Regions from separate parts of the Homo sapiens genome. Here regions 1 and 3 are each linked to region 2. The links are chromatin loops, found by intact Hi-C in ENCODE. Cell type or tissue: mammary epithelial cell. All regions are shown on one strand.

The links. Hi-C counts contacts between places; a loop is a spot of excess contacts. Peaks named below come from ENCODE experiments on the same cell type or tissue, not always from the same donor. Only the 100,000 strongest peaks of a DNase experiment are listed, where the experiment ranks them.
Region 1: a loop joins it to region 2, with 14 times the contacts of the local background. A loop is called at or near these places in 18 of 110 quality-filtered maps.
Region 3: a loop joins it to region 2, with 8 times the contacts of the local background. A loop is called at or near these places in 3 of 110 quality-filtered maps.

What each region holds. Positions count from the first base shown.
Region 1 is chr15:39,883,291-39,891,290 of GRCh38, forward strand. The region is part of intron 1 of GPR176 (G protein-coupled receptor 176); the gene reads right to left. Among named protein-coding and RNA genes, the nearest start is that of GPR176, 33 kb to the right of the region's middle. RefSeq lists enhancers at 691-1,361, 1,362-2,031, 2,311-2,843, 2,844-3,375, 3,908-4,438. In mammary epithelial cell, a CTCF peak has its summit at 4,677 (motif pointing right); a DNase peak (open chromatin) is centred at 4,701; H3K27ac peaks cover 1,059 bases.
Region 2 is chr15:39,972,571-39,980,570 of GRCh38, forward strand. It overlaps EIF2AK4 (eukaryotic translation initiation factor 2 alpha kinase 4), which reads left to right. Exons shown (of 39, transcript NM_001013703.4): 10 at 338-444; 11 at 1,022-1,179; 12 at 3,844-4,274; 13 at 5,508-5,577. Among named protein-coding and RNA genes, the nearest start is that of EIF2AK4, 42 kb to the left of the region's middle. In mammary epithelial cell, a CTCF peak has its summit at 4,312; no DNase peak of the experiment used is centred here; H3K4me3 peaks cover 564 bases; H3K27ac peaks cover 473 bases.
Region 3 is chr15:39,798,761-39,806,760 of GRCh38, forward strand. It overlaps GPR176 (G protein-coupled receptor 176), which reads right to left. Exons shown (of 3, transcript NM_007223.3): 3 at 248-3,494. The coding sequence ends at 2,372. Among named protein-coding and RNA genes, the nearest start is that of FSIP1, 20 kb to the left of the region's middle. In mammary epithelial cell, a CTCF peak has its summit at 3,316 (motif pointing right); a DNase peak (open chromatin) is centred at 5,491; H3K27ac peaks cover 738 bases.

The sequences.
Region 1 (8,000 bases), 89 kb before region 2:
ATAGCTAAATATTAGATATTTTACTTCAGAATTATACTATCTTTCACTGATATGAGAAACGTTTACTATTAATTTTCAAGCATGCTTTTTAAAAAAAAACACTTCATTGAGGTATGAGTAACATGAAAAAAGCTATACATATTTAATGTACACAATTCAAATAGTTTGGGGTATACACTCGTGAAACCATTACCACCATGAAGGAAAGACAAATATATCCATCACCTCCCAAAGTTTCCCCCATCTCATTTATCAAACAAGTTTTTCATTATTAAAATTTTTTTACTTCTTAAAAATTTACCTCAAATTATGGTCTACTCGTACATAAAGCAGTGTCTAGGTGGTCTGCAGTTGCTAAAAGTCTGAGAAACATCATGATGGCACATAAATACTCTCTACAATATTCTGTGTGGTCCTTGGACAATTTTCTTCTTCATAGGTCTAAAGGTCCTGGAACGTTCACCATGTAATTATTTTCCTTTCTTGCCATAAGCAAATGGGATCAGCAATCTATTGTTTTCTATTTTTCTTACATATAACAAGATCCAGAAGATACATGCATAGCAACAAAAAAGGACACTGTGTGATTACAAAATTCCTATGATAAATCTTTATTCAGAAATATGGTTATTTGCTGATTAATGAATGTATTCAAGAAAGCCTGCTCAATGGAACTGCCTCAAATAAGGTAACAGATTTATGGACGGATGTGATCCTGGACCAACATCTCTGCCCCAGAAGAGGAAAAATAAAAGAACTCCAAACATCTCTCAGAAGCAGTTACCAGGTCGTGCTCACAGAGCTTACCTGTGGGTTGTAGGCAAACCCCTCTGGGCCCACTCCCTTCAAACAAGGGGTCACACTAACTTGTTGGCTCCTAATCCCTCTGACTTTTGACATAATACTCCTTCAGCAAAGAGCTGCAAACAGTGCAGGTAATACCCAATTGCTGTTAGGCACTGCCTTACGTGGACCAATATTTGGAAAGTTTCTGCATATTGTAATTTCCAAAAAATAAGCCTAGCAGACATGGGAATCTCTCTATATCCAAAATTTCCAACTCTATGTAATAAGCTAAACTGTCCATTGAATTATACTATGATTAAACACACCTTGTATAAGGACCACCTAACTAGCAGTTTTCCAAGTTTGTATTTGACTTTATGTATCAGAAATCCAACTACAATGGCTTAATTGATAAAGGTTGTTTTTCTCATGTAACCCACATTCCAGAAGAGGGCTGGGGCAGCTGCTCAAAGAAGTCATTATGGCAAGGACCTAGACTTCTAATTTCCTCCCTGCCATTCTTCCCACATGGTTTGTGTTCTCATAGTTGCAAGATGGTTATTCTAACCCTAGGTGTTGTATCCAGGCAGAATGTATCCTTAGGTGTTGTATACCAGGCAGAAGGGGGAAAGGGTCAAGGCCAAGGGCAAAAGACATGCCCCAGCTTTTCATTTTTACCAGGAAAAATAGCATTTCAGAGCTCCACCCAGTAAACTTCCACTCACAACCCGCTGGTCAGACCTGGTGACACAGCCACCCCCACTCTGCACAAGAGTCTGGAAGGTATTTTTATCTGGGCACATTGTTGCCCTAAACAAAACCGGGGTCCTTTAAATAAGGAATAATAAAAGCATGGATACTGAGTAGGCAAGGAGCAGAGGCTGCCACAGGATAAAGAACATTTAAAGTTTTTGCTAAGTTCTACAAGTCAAAAACCATCAACTTAAACCTCAAACTGTCTACTAACTTCAGTTTTTTTCCCTTCAAGAAATAGTTCTAAGTTCCCGATCGTTTGCCATCAAACTTACTCTTCACAATTGACTTATGTTACCCATATTTCCCCAAAAGGATTGATCACACACTCTATTATAAAAAAACTACTTTAGCAACAACCTCAAAGAGCATTTGAAAAGAGGACATAAAGATATACCAGCTCCTCAGCAACCTCTGAGGGAATCAAGCTAACCCTCTAGCATTGCTCTGTTCAACAGAGTGTGTTTCCTGCCAATTCCACATAAGAAATATATTTGTGCCCTTTTTAAAAGCCAGGATGGCCTCCAAAGCAAATCAGGGAGTAAGAAGGAAAAATGGAAATGCAAAATAAAAACAAATCCATCCCCCACCTCCTTGCTCTACCCCATTAACTGAATCACCTGGAGGTCTCCAAAGTAAATTAGAGACAAGTCTTCCAATTAATTAAGTGTAGCACAATTATCACAGGACTTGATAATTACAACACACCTGCTCTCACAGGCACTGAGGGCAGTCCCCTGGTCTAGATTGCTTCATCTAGGTATGAAGCAATCTTTATTTCAGAATCTTTATTTCTGAATAAAGATTTATCATAGGAATTTTGTAATCACACAATGTCCTTTTTTGTTGCTATGCATATATCTTCTGGATCTTGTTATATGTAAGAAAAATAGAAAATAATAGATTGCTGATTCCATTTGCTTATGGCAAGAAAGAAAAATAATTACATGTTTCAGCCATGCACTGTACCTATCTCAAAAAGTGATGTAGAACAAGACACTGATGTAGAAGACAAGAGAAAGACAGTTTCTCCAAGTCTCATACTGAATAGACAATTCAATGCAATTTCCCTGCTTTCACAAGGGAACACTAAACAATGCATCTTTAGAAATGGGAATATTAGGCCAGGCACAGTGGCTCATGCCTGTAATCCCAACATTTTGGGAGGCCAAGGTGGGTGGATCACCTGAGGTCGGGAGTTTGAGATGAGACTCACCAACATGGAGAAACCTCGTCTCTAATAAAAATACAAAATTAGCCAGGCATGGTGGCGGGCGCCTGTAATCCCAGCTACTCGGGAGGCTGGGGCAGGAGAATCACTTGAACCCGGGAGTAGGAGGTTGCGGTGAGCCCAGATCGTGCCATTGCACTCCAGCCTGAGCAACAAGAGTGAAATTCTGTCTCAAAAAAAAAAAGAAAGAAAGAAATGGGAATATTAGACTTTGCCTACCAGGAACTGTAAGACTCAGCAGAGAATTTTACAGGTATACTTCCCTCCTGCTGAGTGTCAGCAGTAAGAAGGAAAGAACACCCACCTAGAAGCAGCACAACCTGGGGACTTGTTCCAGCCCTGACATGCTTGCACAAGTCACTTCATCCCCCACCCCCATCTTGATTTTCACATCTATAAAATTACAGCATTGGACCAAGTTAAGATATCTGTGTTGTTTTTCCCTCAACGGTGGGCCAAATGGTCTGAAACATCTAAGTGTGAAGCCTGAATGATCTCAAAAATTTTAATGAGTTGAGAGAATCCACACTTGGCACACGAATACTAATTAGAGTGACAAAGCTTGAGTCAAAGGCACAAAAAGTGCTTACTCACACTGATCTCCTTTGTAAATTATTATGCAAATGTTCCGGTTCCATAATATAACATTAGGAGAATTAAACTGTAACAGCTGAAAATGAAATGCCTGTAATTAATTATGTTCACCTTCAACTGTAATGACAGACCTGGGCCTGCTAATAGCAAGGTGTCACATAATAGTGATCCTTAAGAGGGGGCTTTGTCCTTACTGACCTACCAGATTGTGTGGGTATCCTAATTCCTAATTTAAATGGAAAAAGTATGCTACCAACCTTTCCCAGGCTTAACTCCAGCATCAAGCAGTCTGCATTTGTTCCAATGGGCCATACGTTGGGACCCCAAGGGAACACGAGGTTATTTCCTCTCTAATATTCTATGAGTCTAAACCAGTGATTCTCAAACTTTGATGTACCTATGAATTACCTGAGAAACATATTAAAAATGCAAATTCCTAAGCCTCACTCCAGAGGCTGTGGTTCAGTAGATTGGGAGTGCATCCCAGAAATGAATATTTTTAACAAGCACAGGAAGTGGTTCTGATGCAGGTAATCCAAAATCCATACTTGGAAACACACTGGCAACTCAAAAGTGGCTGGGTCCTAGAAGCAGAAAAAGGCCAGGGTTTTCCTTATTTGGTTAAAAACAGCACAGTCAAGAATTAAATTCCAAGCCAGCATAGTGCATATGTAAGTCCTTGCTAATGAGGAAGACTGAGGTGGCTCAGGCATAAATGGAACAATGCATATTTCCAGATCAACACAAAGAGGTGAATGGCCCACCACCCACATTTGCTGGAATGCCGCTGTGTAAAACAGCAGCATCATTCATCCAACAGGTGAGAAACAGCAGGGGCAAATGAATCATTCATCCAACAGGTGAAAAACAGCAAAGGCAGAGGCTCTGCAGAATCATGCAAACCTGACCAGGATTTATGCAGCATCCAACAGTTAATTTAAATTTAAAAAAAAAAAAAAAAAAGCTTGTCTCCTTTCTGCTTTTACTTGTCTAAAGCTTCTGGAATTTCCTGAGGACTTATTTTCCTAGAAGAAAATCTCACCCGCTCAAATCATACCACCTATTAGTAAGCCTGGCACAATGATTTTCAAGCGGAAAGATTCAAAGTTCTTTACTGAGAATCCTAAATCCTCTTCCAGAGGAGTATGTTGAAGGGTAGCTGAATATGCCATCCCAAAATATGCCACTTTGGCATAAGGATTATTTGGAGTTGAAGGCAACTGGGAAGATGCAGATATAAAAGAAGCTCTCTGCCATCCTCCTATCTGCAAAGGAGTCTAGGAAGGACAAAGGCTGATCACCAGCCTGGAGAGGGCACCAGAGGAATGAATCTACACAACAAACTTTCTAACTTAGCTTTATCTACCAGGAGTTTCCCATGTATTTTATTTGTCTTCCCACAGTTTGCCACGCCTAGAGACTCAAGGTCCTTTCCCTTTCTGCAGTCATTTATCTAAATATTTACTGTTCTTTGTTGAAAATGCTGTAAAGCCAGAGTACTAAGCCACCTCTTTGAGATCTATTCACTTCTCTGGTATCTCCCATATACATATAACACATATGTGTTAACTTCTTGCTTTTCTCTTGTTGGTTTTTTTGGGGGGTGAAGGGAATCTGCTTTTTATTTGTTTTTTTTGTTTGTTTGTTTGGAGACAAGGTCTCACCCTGTTGCTCAGGCTGGAGTGTAGCGACATGATCATAGCTCTCTGTATCCTTAAACTCCTGGGCTCAAGCAATCCTCTCACCTCAGTCCCCCAAGCAGCTAGGACTACAGGCACAGGCCATCACACTTGGCTAAGACTCTTGCTCTGTTGCCCAAGCTGTAGTGCCATGCTGTGATCATAACTCACCATAACCTCAAACTCCTGGCCTCAACTGATCCTCCTGCCTTGGACTTCCAAAGTGCTGGGATTACATGTTTGAGCCACCTTGCCCAGCTTATTCTTCTCCTCTTAATCTACCTTTTGTTACAAGGGTCCCAGCCCAGAATTCAGAAAGGTAAAGAGAACATTTTTTTTCTTCCCCTACAATGTGTAAATCATCTTTCTCTCCAGAGTTCTACCATCAGAGTAGCCTCATCAATCCCTTTCCTACCCATCTTGAGGATATGAACCTTCCCGATTCTTAGACACAATTTCCATTTCCAGAAGCTTATCCACTCCATAAGCTTCTAGCTGTGATAACTTTTAATGAGACAGGTAATTGTTTGCGATAAACAGTCACCTCCTCTGGGTTAGTTAGGGGACTGGAACTCCCAGCAAGACTCTTATCATCCCTGCTCTCCAATTTTCCCCCTTGAGGCACCAGCTATTTAAAAAGGAATCCAGGAAGGACAAAGGCTGATCACCAGAGATTACGTTAGAACCTTATCAGCCTGGAGAGGGCATCAGAGAATCTACACAACAAACTTTCTAACTAAGCTTTATCTACCATGAGTTTCCCATGTAAGATAAGCCAGTGCTCCTGACATTGCAAGGTTTAGATCTCTGTGACTCCAAGATGGAGACAATTCAGAGAGCAATTCTACCTCCTCCTCCATAATCCCTGCTTTACAACTAGGAAAACTAAAATAGGCCCATGCTATTTCCTTCATTTAATAAATTAAAGTATTGGCCGGCCACAGTGGTTTACGCCTGTAATCCCAACACTTTGGGAGGCTGAGGTGGGTGGATCACCTGAGGTTGGAAATTCGAGACCAGCCTGACTAACATGGAGAAACTTCATCTCTACTAAAAATATAAAAATAGCCAGGCATGGTGGCGCACACCTGTAATCCCAGCTACTTGGGGGAATGAGGCAGGAGAATCACTTGAACCCAGGAGGTGGAGGTTGCAGTGAGCTGAGATTGTGCCATTGCACTCCAGCCTGGGCAATAACAGCAAAATTCCATCTCAAAAATAAAATAAAATAAAATAAAATAAAATAAAATAAAATAAAATAAAATAAAATAAAATAAAACAAAACAAAACATTAAAGTGTTATGGGACCTTGACTCTAACTGTCCCAAATATGAGAACGCTAGGGTCCCAAGGAGGTGAAATTGCAAGTTTGTGAATACCTTCACTGGGACGCAAACTCCTTGGAGGTAAGGACTTTGTTTGGTTCCCTACTATATCCCTAGTACCTAGAGCAATGCTTGGCACATGGCAGGTGCTTAGTAAATATTTGTAGAATGAATGTATGCACAAAAGAAAACACAGAGAAAAGCTAGTCTCAGCATCTCCATAGCCTCTCTAAGCGCCAGATCTAAGGCACATCCCCTCAATTCTCCATCTACCCAAGGCCTATTGCAGAGGTGTTTTAGAGCCTATGTCCATATATCTGCCCAACTCCACTTCAGTGAGGTCACACTGGGAGTTTGAATGATGATATTTTCATCATGGCCAATTTCAAAATGATGAAAATTTTGATCATCATTTTCAATATGATGATATGAAAATATCACCACGCCTGGCTTTTTTTAGAGCCTACGAAAATCACAAACCACTACAAATTTGGGTTTTCTTAGAGAGAGCCTGATGTTAAACATTTACCAGCACACCACTGCCCTTAAGACTTACAATGTCTCTTTTCTGTGAACATAAAGGCAGGAAAAAATTAAGCTCAGCAAGTGCCAACTTATTTTGTAAAAATACCTATTCACACTAATTTTCTAATTCGGGTTTTTTGCAGGTCACTATAGAAGAGATTGCACTGAAAACTGAAGGGACTCCTTTGTGAGGACATTTCCCATTTGCCAAAAGTTACAGTTTATGAAACTTAACAGACCAAGGACAAAGATCTCAAAACAGAGGTGAATGGAAGGCTGAGGAGATACGCCTTAGGCGCAGACCACTGGGAAAGTATGGAGATTCTGAGAGTGGCCCTTTGAAATTGAGTAGTATAGAATCATATACTTTGATTTTGACTGTAAATTATACTTTTTATTTTATTTTTAAACAGGTTTGTGGCATTTATTATGTGCCAAGCTCTATTTGCTTAGCAAATATTCATTCATTCTAGCTACAAATACCACACACACACAAGTGTTCAATATCACCCAGACAAAGGAACCCTTACTGACTCCTATCCTTTTGCCCATGACAAAACAGAAACATAAATCTTCTCACCATCAGAGCCCAGTTAATGGCTCTGGGCCTGGTAATGGTAAGAAACCTGAGCTGGAGCTGAGGTCCACCAGACCATGGATGAGTTGGGCTTGGGCTTGACTAGGCTTCCATAAGGCCATATACTAAATTTGGCACCCTGGTATATATCCCTTCAAATTTATAATTGTAGAGTTTAATGGAGTAAGACAGAACCCAAGGGGGAGGTAGCAGTGTTGCCTTGGGCCTCTTTTTGAAGAGGTAGAGAAGAATAGATGAGCAAAACCTCTTAAATCTTTTTAGCTATGTAACAATGATGATAATAAAGATAAAACAAACTACACAGCTGGTTTCATTTATGCTTTTAGATATTATACCACTGATAAGAAATTATCTTTCAGACACTGAGCTCAGTATTGACAATAAATAACAAAAACTTCTATTTGCTTAGCAAATAGACTAGAGCCTGGCACATAATAAATGCCACAAACCTGTTTAAAAATAAAACAAAAAGTATAATTTACAGTCAAAATCAAAGTATATGATTCTAT
Region 2 (8,000 bases):
GGCATGACAAGGCATTAAACTGTTCATCGAGGTGAAAATTTATAGCCTACTTGTGCTACCTTAGACTTTTAAAAAATTGTTCCATGAGGGTAAGTCTTCTCATCTAGAGATGCCTTTTTTTGATTCGCCTCTTGTACCCAGCCTGTCGCATAGCATGTAAATCCTGCAGGAATGTTTATTAATTTAAATTCACCTATGAGAGTACATTCTGGTCTTTGAGTAACATGAATTCTATAATGTGTATCTTTAAAAAATAAACCCATAGTTAATGCCTTGGATTAACTAGTTTAGCACTGATTGTTTGTGATGCTAAGATTCTTCCTTCCCTCTCACCGAGATGTGTGTGCTTGGATGACAAGGAAAGATGGAGTCCCCAGCAGTTGTTGAAACACAGCTTTATAAATCCCCAGCCAAAAATGCCTCTAGTGGAACAAAGTCCTGAAGGTGAGTCTGTTACCTTTCTTTATTTGGTAACCTGTTTGACATTAAATTATTTTGAAAGTATACATAAACCAAAAACTGGAAGGGGCTGCATGTGTTATTTTATGTCTTTTATTCTGAACTAAATCCATTAGTTTGATGTGTGCCATGTGCATGGGACTGTTTTGCCACCCTGATTTTTCTAGTCTCTATTGATGGAATGAATGTCCATTGCTGTAGTCTCTTGTAGTGTTTAGTCACCCATAGTGCCATGTAACTAGATTTTTCCTGCTGCACCTGAGATTAAGGAACCTCGGTAGAGATTGGGATGGATCATGAGACCTGAGTTTTGGTTCTAGCTCTATAGTTAAGTCACTTATTCTATATAATCCCCCACCTGTAAACTTGGGCTAATTATATATTTCTGCCTACTTTAAGGAGGGCAAGGTGAGGAAAAGTTTTAAAAGGCCACTCAGGTAAGAGGTAATTTTTCAAACTACTGGTTGGAGCTCTTCTTCCAGGGCTTCCATCATTGTTGGCTATGTAGCTCTTCCTAAATTTCCAATGCCTCATGTGCCTCTTACTCCCTGTTTTATCTCAGATTCTGAAGGACAAGATTATGTTGAGACTGTTATTCCTAGCAACCGGCTACCCAGTGCTGCCTTCTTTAGTGAGACACAGAGACAGTTTTCCCGATACTTCATTGAGTTTGAAGAATTACAACTTCTTGGTAAAGGAGCTTTTGGAGCTGTCATCAAGGTGTGGTACAGAGTCATTCCCAGTCCCCTTTAGAGCTCCTTCTCTGTTCCATTTCCACAAAGACTCATGGACTTTACTTTTATTTTGGGAGTGGGGAGGGAAGTGAATATGGCTGTTGGATACTATGCTCATCCTCACCTTCCTGGAGTTAAAGGTTTTATTTAAGTTACGCTGGACACAGTTGAGAATTGTCCCACTCCTCTTTCCTTGCTTCATGTGGAGCATTAACATGAAACACACATGGTTATAACAGCACTTCAAGTGGAATCAAGACCTCCACAGAAAGAACATTTTTGTGTGCTTTGGTTCAGAAAGAACATTGTTCTTTTTTTCTCCTGTTTGCTGTTAGAGTTGCTGTAGATAAAAAGGTTCTAAGGTTAGAAGAGAGATGGACTTCAAACTGGGAGATGGCCCCAGCAGGTCTCGATGGCTTTTATTTTCCAGCTATTATTGGGACAGGAAAGTAGCGATGTATTATTAAGGTACACTGTTGTTGGGTCTTCCTTTCTTCGTTCTAGTCTATTTGGGTGACTTTTATTATTATCTGCCCCTTGTAGAAAGAGGTTTCAGCTGTTTTTATATAATAGAAGTATTTCTTTGTAAATTAGGAGACCCAGATTATTGTATTAAGTCCATATACAGTACATGTCATCTTTCACATATGAAGGTAACCCACCATCAACTGAGTATATTGTCTGTTAAGGATTCTGAGAGTATCATTAGGAAGCATTACTGTTACTGTAGAAAAACTTTTACACTAAAAAAGGAATTAAATTAGTTTTCCTGTGGTAAAAGACAGACAAGCAAGACAGATGTCCTGATCAGAAAGATCATAATTATGTCTAAGAGGAGGGGATGATTGAAGCGTATACTGTCCCTTTAACACAATATCATTTTGATCAAATCCTTTAACTTCATTCTATTTTAAATTCTTGAACGTAGAATAGTAACAAATTTCATCTCTTTACAAGTACTTAATAATGATAGGCAAGCTCATATAACAAAAACATCTGAGTAACTTAAGCCCCCACGGTTTCCAGTAGTTTCTCCCTGTGAGAATCCACAGCCCTCACCTCCTACCTCTGTGCTTCTGTGTCAGAGTAGGGCAGCCTGCCCAGTGATCTGGCATTCATTAGCAGTTGGACCCATTACTGTTTCTGCACCTTTTCACTTCAGTAAATGAATTCCTAGGGGTTTCCAGTATAGCAAGCTTTACTCCCAACCCAGTTCGTATATGATGTGTACTGAGACAGGAGATCGAAAGGCAATGCCAAGATCCCCACCTCCCGCCCTACACTGTCCTCTTCCCTATTAATGTGGCAGTAAAAGAACACAGGGCTATCATTTTTTGGAGCACCTGCCATATTTCAGATTGTGTGCCAGGTGATTTACAAACCTTGTCTTTAAATCTCAGGACATTCTTACGAGATGGGTATGATCCTCATTCCCTAGATGAGGGAACTGAAGCTCAGAGAAGGTTATGTCCTTTGCCTGAGATAAGGGAGATAAAACCAGCATTCAGACCCACCTCTGTTGTACTACAAAGTGTGTGTTCTTGTCACTATTTCCATACAAAAAAAGATAATCTGAAACTCAATTTTGTAGTACTTCCTTCTTATTCCCAGGACTTCACTTAGACTTTTATTAGTTTAATTGAAACTTGTGAGCCAAACAAGAGAATGATATTCTGTTTTGTGTTTTGTAATCAACTAATTTCTCCTGCCACCCATGGCCACATGGCATTTGCTTTTCTAGAGTATATCATCACCTCAGTTGACCTGCACGGATGTGACTACAAGGTTTCAGTGAATAAGACTCTGTAAAAGTTACTTCAGTCACCCCAATTACATAGTGAAACTGCCTGGCATAAGGATGCCTCTATGTAGGATGGGAGGACTTGCCTTTGCAACGTTTTCTTGCTTTCTTATTATTTTACTGTGTTGTTAATTGTATTGTTCTGGTTTCAGTATACATCATCTTAGGTATATAACAAAATCAATGGGCAGTGATTGTGTTAATAGCAATTGCTGTTATTGACTAAGCTAAGCACCTTTCTCTGTGAGGCCTTGATACAAGTGCTTTACAGTCACCATTTGGGGTAGTGGAAATGGTATAAATGCCATTTTAAAGATAAGAAAATTGAGTCTCAAGGAAATTAAGTAATTTTCCCAAGTTCACACGGCTTTAGAAATCAAGGAATTAACCTTTGTGTTCAGGTCTGTTAATATTTTTGGTGTTTAATTTGTTTTTAGTGACTTTAAGTGTAAAAAAAAATCAGAGAGAAACTAAAATCATCTGAAACTTTACACTGACTTTAGAAAATAATTTTTAATCTTAAAATCAAGACACTTAGAAATTTAGATAGCAGATACATTGGAAAAGCAGGGAGGTAACTGTCAGTAAAATTAATTATTAAAATGGAGATTATGTTTTCCCCAGGGTCTCCCAGCAAGCTAAATATATCTAGAGTCGGGTGGGCTGTTTTCTGAATTTTGTGGCAGTCAAAGCTTTCTTCAGTTTAAGAATTTCAGGCATGTGGTTCTTGACTGTAGCTGTGGGACTCATTTAGAACTTCACGCTTTCCTTGGGAGGGGATGGGGTGCGGTGCAAATGCCTGTTTGTGCAAGGCTCCGAGCGGCTGACCTTCCCCTGGCTGTGCCGCAGGTGCAGAACAAGTTGGACGGCTGCTGCTACGCAGTGAAGCGCATCCCCATCAACCCGGCCAGCCGGCAGTTCCGCAGGATCAAGGGCGAAGTGACACTGCTGTCACGGCTGCACCATGAGAACATTGTGCGCTACTACAACGCCTGGATCGAGCGGCACGAGCGGCCGGCGGGACCGGGGACGCCGCCCCCGGACTCCGGGCCCCTGGCCAAGGATGACCGAGCTGCACGCGGGCAGCCGGCGAGCGACACAGACGGCCTGGACAGCGTAGAGGCCGCCGCGCCGCCACCCATCCTCAGCAGCTCGGTGGAGTGGAGCACTTCGGGCGAGCGCTCGGCCAGTGCCCGTTTCCCCGCCACCGGCCCGGGCTCCAGCGATGACGAGGACGACGACGAGGACGAGCACGGTGGCGTCTTCTCCCAGTCCTTCCTGTAAGCGCACGGCGCGGACCAGCTGCCTCTGATGCGCCCCCTAGTTTCCTTTCTTTATTTTTTTTTCCTTTTTCCTTTCATTTCCTTCCTTCCTTCTTTCCTTCTTTTCTTTCTTTCCTTTTTTGAGATAGGGTCTTGCTCTGTCACCCAGGCTGGAGGTCAGTGGCGCGTCCTTGGCTGCAACATCCGCCTCCCGGGCCAGCGAATGCCCCCCAACATTAATCCCCACCAAGTCCAAGCCAGGGAAAAGGGGATTCATTTAGAAATCCAGACGTGTTGACCATGTTTAAAAACAAAAACAAAAACAAAACAAAACCACCACTTTTAGAGAGTAACCAAATGCAATCTAAAGGAGCGGTCCCCAGCGTTTTTAGGCACCAGGGACTGGTTTCATAGAAGACAATTTTTCCACAGACGGGTGTTAGGGAAATAGTTTCGGGATGAAACTGTTCCACCTTACATCATCAGGCATTAGAGTCTCATAATGACTGCTGAAAAAGCGCACAACCTGGATCCCTCGTGTGCACAGTTCACAATAGTGTTTGCGCTCCTATGAGAATCTAATGCGGCTGCTGATCTGACAGGAGGTGGAGCTCAGGCCTTAATGCTTGCTCACCTCCGGCTGTGCGGCCCTAACAGGCAGTGGACCTGTACCTGTCCATGGCCTGGAGGTTTGGGACCCCTAATCTAAAGGATTTTTTTTCCCGCTATTTTCAAAAGATCTCCAAAATCCAAGCCATGGAAAAAGGAAAATTCAATACCTCATCTTATACATTGAATAGAATTTCTCATAGGACATTCCTTTGGATAAGGGCTTGCAACCCTGTGAAACATTTAAGAACTAATTTGGAGTCTTGATACAGTGCCAACTGCAGCCCCCAAAGGTACCAAACCAATAATTATGATCCTAAATTTTATGCTTCTCAGAATCCACCCTGGATGTTTACTTTCATGATTTTGTTTTATTTTATCCAAGTGGATACAGTTTATGATTACTCTTCACTATTAAATTTTTTGAGGAAACTTAATCTGGCTAATTTTTATTAAATCAAGGGTTCTGTGTTTTGCATAATAGCAAGTACAAATCAGCACAGTGTAGAGTATACATTGATGCCTGTGGGCTCATGGTGTGATGTCTGTAGCCTCTTGTGCTTTCTAGTATTTAAAAATGTCCATGTTTATAATGATAATAGGGATTTCTGTTCCTTTAGTATTTCTGTTTCCCTTTTTCAGGCCTGCTTCAGATTCTGAAAGTGATATTATCTTTGACAATGAAGATGAGAACAGTAAAAGTCAGAATCAGGTATATATATGAATAGAAATTATATCATTTTATTCGTGATATAATTGACGTCTGATGTCATAAACCTTAGGTAAAGTATTAAGGCTTTAATCTGATATTCAGATATAGAAACCATAAATTTTAAAAGATGATTATTCATTTAAAATATATTCTACCTGTGTTTATTTATAGACCTTCTTTATTTATCCACATAGTAAAACATACCTCCTTTTAGAAGAGAGGAGTCAGTTGAGACACTGCATTTTTGTATGTGATGAAAACAGTTTTCTAAGGGTTTGGGAAACTTTATATGGTTGGGGATAAGAATTGAATGCAAATTAATGAACTAGATTTGCATTTATGGAGTTACCTCATCATGGAGTTACCTTGGTCTGTCCCACGTCAATTAATCTTGATTCCTTATTTTCATAGACCATCCTCTAGAACAGTGTTTTCACACTGTGTATCGTGATCCTATAATGCAGGGGTGTCCAAGCTTTTGTCTTCCCTTGGCTACACTGGTAGAAGAATTGTCTTGGGCCACACATAAAATATACTAACACTAATGATAGCTGATAAGCTAAACAAACAAAAAAATCACAAAAAATCTCATAATTTTTTTTTGAGATTGTGCTGTTTTTTTAGTTGTGTTTTCAATGGAGAAATACATCATCTGTTGACAAAATAGCTTTTGAAAAATACGAGTACAGATACTATAAAACAAAGCAAACTTCAGTCGTGAGACACTACATACATCATGTGAAAGCAACAGTCTGATCTCCAGGTTGTGAAAACTATAATTAAAAAGTCACTACACAGAAAAGATCCAAGTTTCCAGGTTGGCAAAACTTCGGTGCAGTTACATGAAACGTTTAACAAACTGATTTGTTTTCCCCAATGTGTAAACAAAATGACAAGACTAAGTCTGTGCCTGGTAATTTCAATGTAACTCTGAAGCTACACAAAACACACAGACACCTTATACACTTCACCTGTTAGTATGACCATCTTTTTTGTTAGGTGGTGGGAGGAAGGGCAAGGTGACTGTGTAAAGCAAAGATGTGGGAAGTAGAAATATTATGTACTAGACGTTATAAAATCATGGTGAAAAGAAAGCTTTGATTAATGCGTAGCCTAAGGGGGAAAAGACTACACTCCAACTTCAGAAAATTAATTTAGAAGGATAGGGGAAGAGATTAAGTAATTGCAGTTTAACATGAAAAATGCACATGTGATAGAATGGAGCACAATGGAAGATTCATAAAACATGCTCATCAGAAAAATCTGTTAAGTTTACTTTGTCCAGATTAAGAAAGAGTAAGTTTATCAACATCTGGCATCCCTCATACTTTGTAAAGATAGATCTTCTGCTGCTTAATTATGAGAAATTATTTTATTCAAAGAGGGGAGCTTGTCAAGTGCTTGCTAGAAATTATTTTTAAAATGCTTCTACATGTAAAATGTACTGACAAATTTTGGTAAACCATTTAAAAATAAGAATTAGTTTTGAAATCTTGGAGAAAATGTCTTTTTGCCCACATTTAAAACTGAAAATCAATTTTACTATAGACAGGAGTTCTGTGGAGTATACAAAATTCCTCTTAGAAATCAAATGGCCATCCCAGATAGATATCAAGTTTCACAGGCATTACTTTTAGTCAGTCTCAAGTTTCAGCCACGGGACCAAAATTTAGTGTTCTGTACCATGTTGGTTTCACATCACGGCTTAAGAAAATACTGACATTTTGTTTCTTATGAAATAAGTCCTATCTTGTGCATACAAGCAAAAAGAAAAAGGAAGAAAAGAGGGGAGGGGAAGGCGCAAGAAGCTCTTTTTTGTTTGTTTTGAAGACAACAGATTGAAGGCAAAAGAATACAGAGCTTTCATAAGCTCAAAGAAAAATATTTGCTGGCTAGTCGCTGATTTGTATGCACTATAAAACATTCCATAAATAAAACTGATATATCATTTCTTAATCATGACCCCATCAAAACGAAGTTATTTCCTAACTATTCTTTCAACGTCAATGTACCCTAGAGTTGACATTTCATTTTTAAGGGTTGCAGCTACCTCATAGGAACTGAAATAGACGTACGCTTACCCTTTCTCTGAAGTATAACAGTGCACAATGGTATCCAATTTGAAGACTAATGGTAAAGAAAATTCTTCAGAAAAAACTGAAAATCCATCAAGCTGAAAATCTATAATTAGTTCTACTTTCTAATAAAAAGTACATAAAAGTACATCATCAGAATAAATAATTCTTATGCCAGTTTGTATTGCAAATTTTCCAAACAATGCATCAAACATAAACCCAATCCAGATGTCAATTGTGAATACAAATAGAGCTTGAGGTTGTTTTTATTAAAGGCAGTAATTTTTGAAATAGTTAATGCAACTGTTGCTAACACAATAATAGGACTCCTGGCCTCACATACTAACC
Region 3 (8,000 bases), 170 kb before region 2:
TATCGCCAATTCAATCTGGAACCCATCTTGGTGATATTTTTTCAACTGTTGCAGTTCCTCCTTAGGGAATTTATTTTCTTTTAGTTGCAACAACACAAGAAAATGCTACTGAAATGCCACATCTGCATTCATGAGAAAAAAAAAATGAATATCTTTCATCAGAGACCATGTAGGAAGAGACAGGTTCCAACAGTATATCACTTGAGGGAGAGAAAAGGGGGAGAAAATATAGCTCATAAAACTTTTCTTGAGTTCAGAAACTGCTTTTCAATTTTTTATTAAAATGTTATTCTTCAAAGAGTATAGAAATACACCTGGCAATGACCTGTTAGTAGTCAGCCATCTGCTTCAAACATATATAAGAAACATACCCAACCAGATTCTGCCTCATCAAAATTTATTAAGTTGTACATATACAGTATATTATCAGAACAACACCAAAGTGGCTACACTTGACAGATTCTCCTAAAGTGGACATAATTTTCCTAGAGATTATTATTCCCCTTGATAAAAGTTGTAATGATTGTGAAAGCTTTGAAAGACAAGCTTGAAGGGCCACAGCATTGACTATCAGGGCAAGGAGCTATAGATGCCATGCACGCAGGGCCCAGAAGGCAGCAGAGCCGCAGGAGGCTGTGGCAGCCCCGTTTCTGCTGTGAGCAAACAGTGCTATGAGGAGACCAACACAAAGAGGAAGGTGCTTCCTCTCCAGGGGTAGGGTCTTTGGGTTCACATTCAGAAACACAAGACACCACACCCAAGAGAAGAAAGGAAAACAAAACTCCCTACAGGGTCTGGGCTCCCTCCAAGAGACGGGGCCAGTGTGGCCAAAAGAGGGCACGAGTTGAGATGTGGAAGTTTGCTGGTGAGGACACCCACTTCCCTTCAAGCTTGCTCAAGGCACCAGACTAGCTCCTGTAAGTACCAAGAGCAAGAACACAACACTCTAGAGAAAAGGGCAGAGCTGGCGCTTGGTTTGTCCTCACTAACAGGGAAGTATTATCTGCGGTTCTAATTCAACCTGGTGAAATCCACCCCAGAGGGGTCCCAAATTGCTTGTGAGGCTGATGAGTTGAGGACACTGCCCTCCCTCTTCTACCCAGTCTGGCTCTACAACGACAGGGAAGGAGGAAGTGAAGAGCTCATCTGGGTCAGATGTTGCCTTGGCACTCTACAATGATTATTTCTCCCTGTTCTGTTCCTCCTCTGTGTCCAAAATTAAGAGAGAACCGCAGCTGTACAAACAGACTGAAAAGGAGACTGGCCACACCTGAGTTCCGGAGTCTTCCTCGGAAGGAAACCATCTTTGTCAGATTCTTGCCAACCTTTTGGGCAGAGTCACCTTTCCAAATCAGGCCTTTTCAGTTTGATGTTTCCAAAGGACCCAGCTTACACTAACTCTCCATTTTAAAAATACCTTTTAATTCCTAAAGTTTGCATAAGATGATTTTTTCAATATATTTGACTCATACTGGTTGTTACATAGCACCTTTCATGTGAGATCATAGGGAAGAAAAAAAAACTACAGCGCCATAGGCATCTCTCAGGCATCTCCCCCGTAAGCTTCTCTCTCATTTGTTGAGAAAACACAATTTAAGGTGAAAGACAGAGCGAAGACTTTTCAGTGTTTTCCAGCCAACACTGACCCTGACTGGAGGGTGCAGGTGTATCTCTCTGAGGCGTTGGTGATGCCAAGGGAAAATCAGAATTATCAAGGACAAAATATCTCCCTTACTCCCGGGCACATCTATCGCCATGTGTACCATAGGTGAGGAATCGTCATTCCTTACCTACATCCCAATGAAAGGGACGAAGGGTATCAGGAGAAACAGTGAGTCATATGACTGGGGCTTCCAGAGAAACAGTGTAAGACACCAAATCCCTACCTTCTCAACAGAAAATGTTTGACATGTTTAAGTTCATCAAACAGGCATTTTCTCTGGAGCCACCATGCTCCATCATGATCTTGGAATTCCCTTAGAGTGCTCCTGCTCCCTGCTCCTGTGAGCTCTGAAAGTCTTCTCTCTGTGTGTTCTCTGCAGAGCCCAGGGAAGTGAGGCATCCTCAGAAAGTGCACATGGGGTACCCACCTCAAGACCCATTCAAAACTGCCCAGCTCTTGTCCCCACAGAGAATAATGTGGACTTCACTAAGGACATGGATCACTGAGATGGATACATATACTCCCTCAATAAAGAGGACACTGGATTTTATGTAGATTTCCCTATCATTCAAAAGCATCTGGCCCATATTGGAGGAATCAACTCACACTGAGTTGCAAGGAGATCATACAATCACATGGCCACAGCATTCCCACACTCTGGTGGGAATATGGAAGCTCCCCGTTGCTTCCAAGAATTTACAATCCTTGCTAGGAATCCACCTTTGGAAAAATGCTCACTTTATTGTTTCTGCTCATCTTCCGCTCCACCCTGCCTACCTTGGGCACCTTTGTCTGGATCAGCTCTTCTGGGGTGTTGCCCAAGGGGGGAAGCAGCCGCTTCTTGCTGTTTCGGGTCTCTGAGAGCCACTGAGGAGGCAACTCAAAAGGCCCAAAGCCAAACTGCAGGGAATACTTATCAGGGAATGTTTCAGGTTCCACAGGGGCTGCCGGTGCCACCTGGGATACAGAGTCCACTGTGCTCAGGGGTGGGGCAGAGGGCGCAAACTGTGGCCCCTGCTCTCCCTCCAGGCAGGTGCTAAATATCTCCTTGGCCTGGAAGTCAGCTGAGCCAATGTACTTGGCCTCACTCTCTTCCTCATCCTCTGTGGGCTTAAAGATCTGCTGCTGCCCAATGTGGAACATCTCCAGGAGCTGGCTACCCGAGCGTATGCTGGGTTCCAGGCTGGCCTCAGCCATGCCACTCCCTGTACTGACCACATTACGGCGACTGTACCGGTGGTGTAGTTGCACCAGGGTCCCTATCAAGCACTTGCGGACAGATTTGTTCACAGTAAGAAAGAGAACAGGGTTTGCCAGCAGGGAGACTTTGGGCAGCCAAACAGCAGTGAGCAGCAAGAAGACGGAAGTGTCAGGGACATTGAGCACAGTCTGGTAGACGACCAGGGTGGCATAGGGCACGCTACACAAGATGAAGACCATCACCATGGAGAGCAGGGTGGCGTGCAGCTCGGCCTCCCGCTGGGAGGCATAGGGAATAGAGATGGTGTTCTGTGGGGTCCGGAGCGCTGCTATGATGACCTTCTTCTTCTGGCTGGCACTCAGGGCCCGTCGGATCAGTATCAAGAAGAGGAACACCACCACCACAGGCACAATGACCGTGGTGATGTTATACACCAGAACGTACACCAGGTGGCCCAAGGAGTTGCTCCAGACTTCCGTGCAGGTGGACGTGGCATAGATGTCAGCCACATTGGTTACTGCAAACACAGGGACACTGGCCACCACTGCATGGGCCCAGATGTACATCACCAGTTCACGGGACTTGGCATCAGATATTTTCCTCTCCAGTGGATAGAGGACTGAGTAGTACCTGCAAGATACACAAACAAAATTAATTCCACAGAAGATACTTTTTAAATTAGGGGAACCTAAATCACCAAAAGTAGATGAGAGGGAAGAAAGGTCAAGTTCTTCTATTCGGCCTAAGACAGAAAAGCACTGGGGGAATCCAGGAAGCCAGACCTAAGTTTTGAGGACTTTGCAAGTACAATAAGAAGCGTCACTAGACCAAAAAATAAAAACCTTTCCAAAGGAGCAGCAAACCTGTCCTCATGAGGCTTTACAGGAAAACAAGTAAATAATTTCAATTCATAGCTAGCTTTATAATTATTGCTACCAGGATGAAATCGCAAACAGTACCCTCCATATAAAAGATTTCTCCATCTGCTATAAAGATATCTACTTTTCAATTTGAGGGTAAAGGGTAATTGGTAAACAATTTTATATGGGCTAAAGAAGCTTTAGGGCAATTTTCAAAGCTACCAACAGAAATAAGTTTGTCTACACACATATCTAAAGCAGACTTATGCCACAGTCCAGATATCATTAACAATTAAAGTTGTTCAGGGCAGAAGAACCAGTATGAAGAATGGACTCCGACAAGGTCCTTCCACAAAAATCAATTCAGCTGACAAAAGTTATGCCTGCTCAACAGTCATTGCTCCCATGATAATCACTCAGTAACCCTAAGGGCAATTAATAGGTCTAAAATGCCTGCACAATTAGATTTTTGTTAAAATCAGATGAGACATTGTTTTTCCTTCCAATATTTAACTTGATCATTCTGTAAGCACCTAAACAGAATTCCAAAAGCATGCCGTTTCAATATCACCAGTGATTTGAGGGAACTGAATAACTCTTTGCACCCTAGAACCACATCTGTAGTAAAAGGGCTGCCACTAGCTCTCAGAGATATGGTCAGTTTCTTCACATTTGCTTGGCCATATCTGTGCAGTCAGTTAATGCTGGGGTTGACCTTACAACCTTAGTGACACCCATTCACTCATAGGGCAAGTAAGCACATAAGCTTTCAGATAACAAGTACTTCTTTTTTTTTTTTTTTTTTTTTTTTTTGAGATAGAGTCTCACTCTGTCGCCCAGGCTGGAGTATAGTGGCATGATCTAGGCTCACTGCAACCTTCGCCTTCTGGGTTCAAGCCATTCTCCTGCCTCAGTCTCTCGAGCAGCTGGGATTACAGGCATGCACTACCACGCCTGGCTAATTTTTGTATTTTTAGTAGAGACGGAGTTTCGCCATGTTGGCCCAGGCTGGTCTCGAACTCCTAACCTCAGCTGATCCACCCGCCTCGGCCTCCCAAAGTGGTTGGATTACAGACGTGAGCCACCGTGCCCAGCCTCCTGTAACAGGTACTTCTGAGCACCACCTATGCACCAGGTCCTGTGCCTGGCACTGGGTTATAAGAATGAAAAGACACAGGAATGTCTCTAAACCCAACGGGGACAAAGATACACACACTAATAATTACGAACAAGGAGATGACAGCTCTACTAGAGGCAGGCACAAAGGAGGTACAGGTAGCGCCTAAAGCCACCTGGGAAAATAGCAAGAGAGGGAGACACTGCAGTGGAGTCTGGCAGGGGGACCAGCTGAAGGGGAACATTCCAGGCTGAAAGAGATGGGATGCAAACACAATAGCGACCATGGACAATCAGGGAAGGAGGGAGCATGGTAAGATATGTTCTAGATTTCTTTCTGGGAGGAGGGAAAAAGAGAAAGAAGTGCATAAGTGATGCATGCTTTCACATTTTTTTTTCTCTGAATGTAGATAGTTTTGTAATGACAACTCAGTAAATATGTGATGGCCCCACCTGTACACATGAATAGATGCTTAGGAGTTCACTGGCTCTGACTGCCATTTGCTCACTGACATGTAACAAACCCAGGCTTCCATTAATTTCCAATCCCGTTACATGTTGGGAAACAGATTGCAACATAAGCACACAGGCTCACTATAAATAATGTTCTTAGTGTGTACACCTCTAAACAGTGATGCAAGAAGTGTAGATGACCTCCCGATGAACTTGCTGACTTAGTACCATGAAATGAATAGCTATGAAGGAAGTGAGAGAAAAGACTGTCTTCTCTTCTTCAGGTGTACATGTGGATGCTTGTAAGTAATTTGCATCTGTGAATAACAAAATAGGAATTCACCAGCCCTGTTTTCCTACTAAAAGGACTTGTTTTACTTTTTAAAATTATGATAAATTTACAATAGCTTTTCTGCTGGAAAGAAAATGAGAATTTCTTACTGTTTTCGTATTTCTTTGTTTAAGACCAAGGCCCCAGAAGTAACCCACAGGGATTATTGCATTGCTTCCAGGTATAACAGCAAACTGTTCAGAATAATGTATTCTCCTTGTTGAGTCTTATTTAAAAAAAAAAAAAAACTTTCAGGATTCATAGCAGCATTACTCACAATATCCAAAAAGTAGAAACAACCTAAATATCCACCAACTAGTAAATGGAGAAACAAATTTAGTATACTCCTAAAATTAAATGAATATATTATTTGGCCATGAAAAATGAATGAAGTACTGATACATTCTATAACATGAACTTTGAAAACATGCTGAGTGAAAGAAGCCAGACACAAAAGAACACACACTGTATGATTCCACCTACATGTAATGTCCAATAAAGCAAACATATAGAAAAAGAGAGTAGATTCATAGTTGTTTATGGTCTGGGGATGGGCACAAGGAGTGACTGTAAGTAAATGGGCACAAGTTTCTTTGTGAGGTAATAGAAATGTTTTAAAATTATATTGTGATGATGGCTGTACAATTCTATAAATATATTAAAATTCATTGACTTGTATACTTCCAATAGGTGAATTTTATAATATGTAAATTATATCTCAGTCCAGAATATCAAACTGAAGACTTAAGACTTTACCACAGCAGGTACTACCAGGGGCATTCAGAAGGACACTGAACACAAAATGGTTCGACATAAAATGCATTAGTGTACCCACCGGAAGTACTCTTGAGAAAGGACTCTGACTTCACTCTTATATTCCAGTCCTGTGCAATGGCACTTTCCAGATATTCAAAAAGCAATGGAAGAGACATGCAACGTCACCATAAAGCAGGCGTGGCAAATTGGCATCTCAGGGCACACATTCATCTTGCTGAAGGGATTCACATGACCCACATAATACTTTTTGAAAAAAAAAAATAATTGCCAACATTTTTAAATTATGGAATTCTAAATTTTTTTATTCCTCTTCTGAAAGAATAAAAAAGTCCTGCCCACCGAGTCTAGATTCCTACAAAGCAATTATTAGCTGCAACTGCTGAGCGGCTGATCCCCATGAACGAGAATGTGGACACACTCTCCACGTGCCACAATTGCAACCTGGTTATTGCTTGACTTGTCACCTGCCTTGTTTGGCTCCATGGATGGTGAGATTCCAGTCCCTTCTAAGGAGCTGGAGCTGCTCCCAGCAAGATCTGATGGTAACATGATTGCAGAAATATATCTAAGGAAGAATGTGCCATCAGAAGGGAAGCCTGAGAAAGAGAGGCAAATATTGGTGCAGCCCATCCTAACACAGGCCATAAATAATTCACTTAATTATTTCTACTGCTCTGGAATCTGAGGCTCAGAAAGTTTAAGCAGCTTTACCCAAAGCCACTCAGCTAGAAAGCTATGTAGGCAGGACTCAAAGCCAGGCTTCTATTCCAACATCCATTCTCTTAACCACAATGGCAATGACTTCTCCCAGTATGCTGGGGGCTTCGTGTGACTCTGTGTCCCTCCATGCAGACAGCACCAGGCAGCTGAAGAAATCAGGGTCCCTGGCCTGAGAGGCTGAAATGACTCTATAGATGGGTTCTACAATCAATACCCTCACAGGTCATTAAGGTATTATGTTTTGAATGGACAAAGAGTTCTAAATTTTCAAATTAATCTAAAATGTAGTTAAATTTTAACATAGGGCATAAAATCAGAATAGCCTGCACTTTCCCTTCAGCAACGTTTCCTCTATGTTAATCTTGAAATCAAAAGTACTCATGGACATAAAATACTTTTCAATTCTTGTTTGCTTACTTAATTCAATTCTCTAGAAAATATTATCTAAACTGTATTCATGAAGCACTAGCTAGAAAGGAGAAAGGCAGGAATTTGCTGATTATGAGATCTTTATGCAACTTTGATAAAATTGATAAAATTATGTAGAATGGCAGTAACTAAGATGTAAGGTTCACTTCCAAATGAACATCTTTTTAAAGAGGATAGGAAGAGAAAGCAATCACCACTGCAATATGAAGCCTTGGAAATAAATCCTCCAGAGGAATTCTGGTGTTACCTAGCCAGATCCAAGTGGACCATCTAATCGCTTGTTAAATAACCACTGAATCATTCCCTTGTTCTTTCAGAGATGTTCCATACTGCATCAAAAAGCCCTAATTGCAGAGTTATCAATCAGATGAAAAATCTACTGCAAATTGCAACACAAATACCACCAACTGCAACCAAGCTGAACTGACACCATGATCTAGCAGCTCTGCC